Linked DNA regions of Mus musculus: regions 1 and 2 are each linked to region 3. A link is a loop called in an ENCODE intact Hi-C map of the cell type or tissue named here. Cell type or tissue: heart. All regions are shown on one strand.

What was found. Hi-C counts contacts between places; a loop is a spot of excess contacts. Peaks named below come from ENCODE experiments on the same cell type or tissue, not always from the same donor. Only the 100,000 strongest peaks of a DNase experiment are listed, where the experiment ranks them.
Region 1: it touches region 3 in a loop (2.5-fold over the local background); 4 of 42 quality-filtered maps call a loop at or near these places.
Region 2: it touches region 3 in a loop (3-fold over the local background); 4 of 42 quality-filtered maps call a loop at or near these places.

Annotation. Positions count from the first base shown.
Region 1 is chr16:15,955,451-15,957,950 of GRCm38, reverse strand. All of the region lies in intron 10 of Spidr (scaffolding protein involved in DNA repair), which reads left to right. Among named protein-coding and RNA genes, the nearest start is that of Cebpd, 69 kb to the right of the region's middle. In heart, no CTCF peak of the experiment used is centred here; DNase peaks (open chromatin) are centred at 1,380 and 1,980.
Region 2 is chr16:15,947,255-15,949,754 of GRCm38, reverse strand. The region is part of intron 10 of Spidr (scaffolding protein involved in DNA repair); the gene reads left to right. Among named protein-coding and RNA genes, the nearest start is that of Cebpd, 61 kb to the right of the region's middle. In heart, a CTCF peak has its summit at 1,430; DNase peaks (open chromatin) are centred at 1,124 and 1,354; H3K27ac peaks cover 903 bases.
Region 3 is chr16:16,103,324-16,105,823 of GRCm38, reverse strand. The region is part of intron 5 of Spidr (scaffolding protein involved in DNA repair); the gene reads left to right. Among named protein-coding and RNA genes, the nearest start is that of Spidr, 42 kb to the left of the region's middle. In heart, a CTCF peak has its summit at 1,349 (motif pointing right); a DNase peak (open chromatin) is centred at 1,363.

The DNA.
Region 1 (2,500 bases), 150 kb after region 3:
CCCCTGCAATTACTATCACCATCCCACAGAAGAAGTTCATAGTTAATGAGGTAAAGATGAACTGGCTAAACTACTCAAGATCTTGATTTTTTTTTTTCAAATATAACATGGGCAAACACATTGGCAGGCCATGCCAGTTTCTCTATTCCCAACAACCATCTAAAGCAGGCAGAGAATACATAAATAGATGATAGTGCTGTGGGCCAGTAGATGTTCACCTACAAAAATCGTGAAGTGAGCATTTGGTCCACAGCTTCTGATCTGCTTAGGTAGGGAGATGTCTTGATGTCTAGATTTTTCTTTGCGCTGCCAATAAGGACAGGGAATTTTCAACCTCTGTTGTAGGTTCAGCTCTAACCTCACACATTGTACATCAAAACAGTGATGGAAGGTGTAAGTATGGGCTTTGTTTTGTTTTTAACTACCTTCAAAAAATAAAATTGCAGTGGTACATTATATATTAATATGTAATAAGCATATGTTAGTAAATATAATATATTAATTAATTCATATATTAATTGTCTCAACTCAGTTTTGAACCAAGATAAAAATCTGAAAGTTTTATTAAAGAATTATGTAGTGATTTTACCTTTTTTTTTTTTTTTTTTGGCCAGTGTCAGGTGAGCTCTGTTCCTTTTGTAGACCGACCATCATTATGTCTGGTTTGTTCTCCTAGCCATTGTTCCCCTTTGTTTTCCCTCCCCCTGTCTGCTGCCCTTTGCTTTCATGGCCAGTGTATGCATCACCTTGTATTTCTCATGGGTACTTCCTCTCGCTTCTGGGAGCAAAGTGGGAGAAATAGAAGCACCACAAAAGAAAAAAGCAAGTAGCATAAAAATAAAAGTATAAAATGAAAGCAAGAATTAATGTAAATTCAAAAAAAAGCAGTAGAGGTTAGTGGGAAAGAATATTCAAATAGTGTATTCAGTGGCCTCAATTCTAATGCCAGCTTGGATCTTGGCTCGAGCGTGTGACATTGAGTTGTTTATTGCTTGCAGCCTCAGGTTTCTCAGCATTACAGAGAGAGATGGTTATAATCCCACACACTATTTTGTAATATAGTAAATGTGTTTCATACTCCAGTGACTTCATTCTTCTATAAATATTATTCTTGAATGTCCACTGGATAGTAGCTTTTCTTAGATATCCATGCATTCATCTTGGCTGCCATACTCAGAATATGTGCTAGATGTGGGCAAGAAGAAATGAACTTCTTATTCCGCAAATAACACACAGTCTGCAGCCCTACCTTCTGAGCATGCCTGTGTGGCTGATCTCATTTTCCTGTTCCTTGTTCTCGTGATCTGTAAATCAGATCTGCTTCCTGATTCAGAAAAGTGAAAGTCCTGCATTACTGGAAAGATAGAGACTGTTAGAACAGGAAGGTAGCCAGCAGCCTTGGCACTGCAAGAGAAGGGGTTCAGAGGGAGGAGCCAGTAGTGAAGAAGCTGAAGTACACCCACATTTGTGATCATTTCCTGATGTGAAAGTGTTCTGTCCTGTCCTGGATGTGCTCAAAGAGCTGATGCTGAATCTGGGACTGTCCCAAAGCTTTTTAATTGTGGCTTGAATAAGGCTGTGGATTCTCTGTGCCCTTAGGTTTTGAGAAAGATTTCTATTAGGGAAGTGAGAAGCTTTTCTTTAGAGTCCTTGGGATTCTTACCTCCTAATTGTTGCATATTTAATACATTAAAGATATTTTTTAAGCCATGTGGGTATCACTTATAATGAAATTCACATTTAAATTTCATGACAAACTGTATGTCCTTCTAAGCAGACCAGCACCTAGAAATGGCTAACATTTCCCTACAATGATCTTAGGAAGCTGAAGGACCTGCCATTTTAGATTAGTTAGGTGATGAGAACCATGAGCATTTATAACATTATTTTAGAATTGGCCCTGTGAGTTTTAAGACACAGAACTGAATGTACTGCCAGATATTTTTGCAGGAGTCACAGATGTGAAAGAAAAGTCTGTACACACATCCCCCGTCCCAGCACCCAAATGGAACATATGAGTGAGGCCTTCTGGATTTGGCTATTTTTAGAGAAATGGAGGTGAGGCCAGAAAATACTTTCTTGCAACATTTTTTTTTATTATATAACATGAAAAATATTTGTTATAATAGTGATCTATCCTATATTGTGATTTACCCTACTGATTCAATTAACCTCTTCCAAACAATTAGTGAAGTTTTGCTTCCTAATATTTGAGAGCTAACACATGGTTCTCAGACAGGGGCTAGATCTGGCAGAGCTCGAAATAAAGCAGCATTATTCAACATTTCATTTTGTGTTGTTTGTGTTCGTGGCTCAGGTTGTGCATGGAATAATGTGACCACAGGACTGTCAGTCTGATCCTTCCGTATTAATTATTTGGGAGGAGGCATGTTTGTGCTGTGGTGCCTGTGTGGAGTCAGAGGATAACTTATAGGAGTTGCTTATCTTGTTCCACCCTGTGGAGTCCAAGGATTAGCCTCAGATTATCAGACCTAAATAT
Region 2 (2,500 bases), 160 kb after region 3:
ACCAGTATTTGGGAGCCATCTTAGATCTAATGTCATATAATACAGATCAGGACTCTTTGTAGAGTCAGAACCTGTGATGCCTCGCTCTCCATCCCACTTTTTCCTTCACAAGTTGACCTCTTTATCCCTATGCCCCAAAATGAAGAACCTTTTGGTTTCTGAAGCAGGAGAGACAGAAGTCTGATCTTCAGCAGACAGGACTGTTTATTAACACACACAACTTGGGACAACCTCTCTCAGGCTACAAACTGAAGGAAGTGATGACTGTGATTCTTCATCAAGGAGGTGTGAGGGGCTTGGAAATGAGGAAACTGTTGTAGTCTACAACTGCCTCACCTACAATCTGTCTTTACAGAAATTGTGTGCCTGAGTCAAGACATACTATCACTTCTGGGATAACTGGTGACAGATCATCTCTAATATCATAGGAGTTGCTTAATGTTGTGACAGTGGTAGTAGATATGGAATCCTACCCGGTATCAAAACTATATGAACTATACATTTAGCAAGGAAAGTTTATTATTTGTTCCTGTCCAGTGGTACTGGAAAGTTCATACCAAGCATGGTGGCACATGCCTGTAATGTCAATACTTAGGAAACTGTAACAATGAGCTTCAAGTTTGAGGCAAGCCAGGGATACATAGGGAAATCCTATTTTAGTATGGAGAGAGAGAGAGAGAGAGAGAGAGAGAGAGAGAGAGAGCTCCTGTCACATTTTAGCAGGAAAAAATATGGTTTTTAAATGAATAAGAAACATTTCTGTAGAGCCGGGCGTGGTGGCACACACCTTTAATCCCAGCACTTGGGAGGCAGAGGCAGGCGGATTTCTGAGTTCGAGGCCAGCCTGGTCTACAAAGTGAGTTCCAGCAGCCAGGGCTACACAGAGAAACCCTGTCTTGAAAAAAAAAAGAAAAAATTCTGTATAGCAAAAAACCTGCTGTTAACATCTCTTCATGTTAAAAAGATAAACAGCAGGATTAAGTGTTTACTTTGAGCTCCCATGCCTGGCTGTTTTTCGAGAAAAGGGAACGCAGTGTCCTGTGTCTAGTTCCCAGCTGCAGGGAAGCAGCCCTCCTCCTGTCTTCTGGGGAGCTCCTCTCTCATCTGGGTCAAGCCTCTCCTGGCTCTTCCTGCTCCTGGGCCGCCCTTCTCTGTCTCTTGCTTTTTATGTTTATACTCCGTACTCCAGTTCCTTCTCCCTTGTTCTTGAGTTGATGCTTAGTAAAAGGTTCTGAAGTAGAGAATAAGATTTTGTAGATCCTCAGAGACTGCAGCCTCCGACAGTGACCTAGAATAGAACAGCCAGCCTGTCTTGATTCCGGGAATTCTTAGTGGACTGCTAAGAACTGCCCCGATCTCAGCGTAAACACCCACATGGTCACTTAATCTTCCTTCTTGGCAAATGTGCATGTGCTGACACACACGTCCGCAGTTTCCCTTGCTCCCTCTCTGTGGAGCAGTGAAATTGTACCACTGAATGAAAGAAAGAGAAGTTAGTTTAAAAGGAAGAGGGAGAGTTTGAAATTCTCAAAGGGATTAGCCTTTAAATACCCCTCTACAAATCTAACTTTTTTCCTTTGTCATTCATTTGATAGTTTTTGTTTTTTATTATATGTAATTTTTAAAGCGTTTTAAAGCTGCAATGAAGCTGATAAAGGCAAAAAATAAAAAGTTTTCAGGGTCTGGATATAGCTTTGACTGAATGCTTGATTTCTACACACGAGGCCCTGAGTTCAATCACCAGTGTATGTAAATGTGTGCACACATATACACATACACAGGAGGGAAAACATTTTTCAAAGGCAAACATTAACTATATAATAGACCTTTATATGTCTAGCATGTTAGACCTCTTATGTGTGTTCTTTTGTTTCTGAAAAGGATGATAAGGGTTCATAAATGTCACCTGCGTTCTCTTTGTTGTTGTGTTTCTTTTTGATTCGGTGTCTCACTGTGTATCACAGAGTAACTTTGGACTTGCTGTATATATCCCACAGTGGCTTCAAATCATGATCTCTGCCTTGGGCCTGGGATTAGAGGCTGATGCCATTGTGTCTACCACTGTGGCTGTCTCCTGATTGCGGAGGTTCTTCCTGGGTGGAACCGAGTGACTAGCTAGGACAGGGCCAATGTAGGTAATGCATTTCCAAGTTATTTTTGCTTTACCCTTAGCAAAACATTACATTACAAATAAAACCACAGTAGCTAAGGGGTGAGATTGCTGCCATAAAACCCGTCATCACAGGTTGGTTCAGGCAGAAGCTTTACGCTGCTATCATCTCTCTCCCTCTTTGCTTTCACATAAAGATTACCCTTCTATGAAGACAAATAAATGAATATCACTAGCAATTCAGATTGTCTAGATGGATGACAGAAAATAAGATTTTTGATTTGGGAAAAAGTATAAGAACTCAGGTGGTGGTAAGCAAGTTAAAGTTACCTGGATTGTGTGGGAGCCAGTGGAGTTGTGTTCATCAGCCACAGAGCACAAAGTTAAGTC
Region 3 (2,500 bases):
ATCCTTCCATATAAGTTGTAGGTGTAGACTATGGTCTGGAACTACACAGTAGTTACAGCTTTCATTTGTATGTATATACCCAATGTGTTATATAATATGTTGGGTACTATAGACTCTTTTGCACAGTGTTCCCTCATTCAGTTTCCAGAGTAACTCTGTTGAAATGAATATCACTGTGTTTATTTTGCATGTGAGATTTACTTGGCCATATCTCAAATAATAGAAATATGCCCCAAATAACTTTGCTTGTTAGGGTCATTTGTGGTGGTCATCTAGACAGTTTTACTAACTGTCTAACTCATGTAAGATTTTCTTAAAGGAGTAATATTTAAGAGAAAGCAATAAAGGGCAGTCTGAATTTACTATTTAGGTCTATAAGGGAACAGATAACTTACTTTGCTAGCTTGCTTGTCATCATCTACTTGCGTAGGAAAACCTTACATCTAGGTTTTGGCACACTGTGGTATTTGGCTCTCATGGAGGGAAAATCATTCCACTGTGTCCTCACTTTTAAGGTACCTGTTAGAACTTGCTATACTTGTTTGGCCTTTGTGGGAGGCTGTATGCAGCATTCTGTCTGGTGGATATCTTTCCTTTGGTTTACTTGAGAGGCCTGCCAGATTCTGCCCATGGAGAGCAGAGTAATGGGTGTCAGACGATTGGGGAAAAAAACATATTTGCTTGAATCAAATTTCTCACTTGTCTTGTGTTTTTACTTCTATCATTTTTTTGTGGTAGTGGGTTACATTATTATACAATGAAACAAGACTGCCTTTACTTTCATTTGTGTATAATATTTAGTTTTTTTTATTGAACATTTTTAGAAGGAAAATCCAATGGATCTTTAAAAAACTTTTTATTGGTTCTTTCTGAGTTTCACATCATGCACTCCAACCCCACTCATCTCTCAGTCCCTTTGTACTTACCCTCTGCCCTTGTCACCTCCTCCTAAAGAAAAACAAAACAAAAATAAAATATAAACAAAAGAAAACAAAGTTTAGAAAACATCTTGTCATGGACACTGTAGTGTGTTACAGTGTGTCCCACAATATACACTTCTGTCCACATGTTTTTGCTTGCAGATGTTTATTTCATTGAATCATTGGTCTGCTTGGAGGCTATCAGTACTGGACACTATCAGTATTGGATCTTCACTGGCACTCCTCTTAGATATCTTGTTATTGCCCTGGGTTGTGAGTTCCTGCAGCTTTGGATCAGTAGGACTAGCTTATTCACACACTCTAGCAGTTCATCTATGAGGTAGATGCTGGAGTAGGCTAACTCAAAGCCCTGGATCTGGGCATTGGTGGTAGGTGACTTCCTCAGCTTGACAGCTCTCCTGCATCTGTACCACTAGGGGGAGCTGTCCAGCATTACTTGAGCGAGTTCACACAGTGCTGCCAATGACAAGGGGCAGAGTAAGCTCTTAGGTTCTCATGCCCCTGAACAGCTCATCTTCAACCATAGGACTAGAGACAGCTCTACTCTTGTGCTCCGTTCACCCATCTGCCTACCACATACTTATACTTTGTAGTGGCTCCCACTGCAGGAAGACCATGTTGCTGGTCTCTGGGTGTCTTCCTCTGCCCATGCCACTGGGGCCCCTCCCTGTTCCTAAGCTAACCTGTGTACAATAAACCATTTCTGTAAATAAATGCTTTGAGTTTCACATATAAGAAAAACAGCCTAAAATCTGAAATTAGAGTTCTGAAAAAATTTAGACAAGGGAATAGAAAGGAAAGACTTTATGTATGTTAACGATGTAATTTCTTTTCCTTTCTTTTTTTGTTTTGTTTTGTTTTGTTTTGAGACAGGGTTTCTCTGTGTATCCCTGGCTGTCCTGGAACTCACTTTGTAGACCAGGCTGGCCTCGAACTCAGAAATCCGCCTGCCTCTGCCACCCGAGTGCTGGGATTAAAGGCCTGCGTCACCACGCCCAGCAACGATGTAATATTTTAATGCTTCATGAAAGTCAGAAAATAGTAAAGAGAACTGAAGAAGATATGTTTATTTGTTATTACAGCAGGTTTGTGTGTGTTCGGGTCCTAAAAAAGTAATTTCTATTTATTTGCTATTTAGCTTCCTCTCGCGTTCTCTCTCTCTCTCTCTCTCTCTCTCTCTCTCTCTCTCTCTCTCTCTCTCTCCCTCTTCCTTTCTCTCTGCCTCTCTCTCCTCCTCCCTCCCTCCCCCACCCCCCCATTAATTATCTGTAGCTGTCCAGCAGCCATGGAGAACTGGGTACACTTGAAAGGAAGGCTGGGAATGAAATAGCACTGCGGGCGAGAAAAGAATGAAGCCAAGACAAAGATTTCTTATCATGGCTCAAAATTTCAGCTCTGAGTTTTTATAGGCAAAAGCCAAAAACCAATCCCTTTGTTTCAGCTGGATTCTGTTGCTTTGTTTCAGCTAGATTGAGTTGCAAAGTAAACTCAGTAAGTGGTCAGCTCCTTAAGGCTCCATAGGAAATGCAAATGTGGCAAGGCCAGGCCCTGACTCCAGC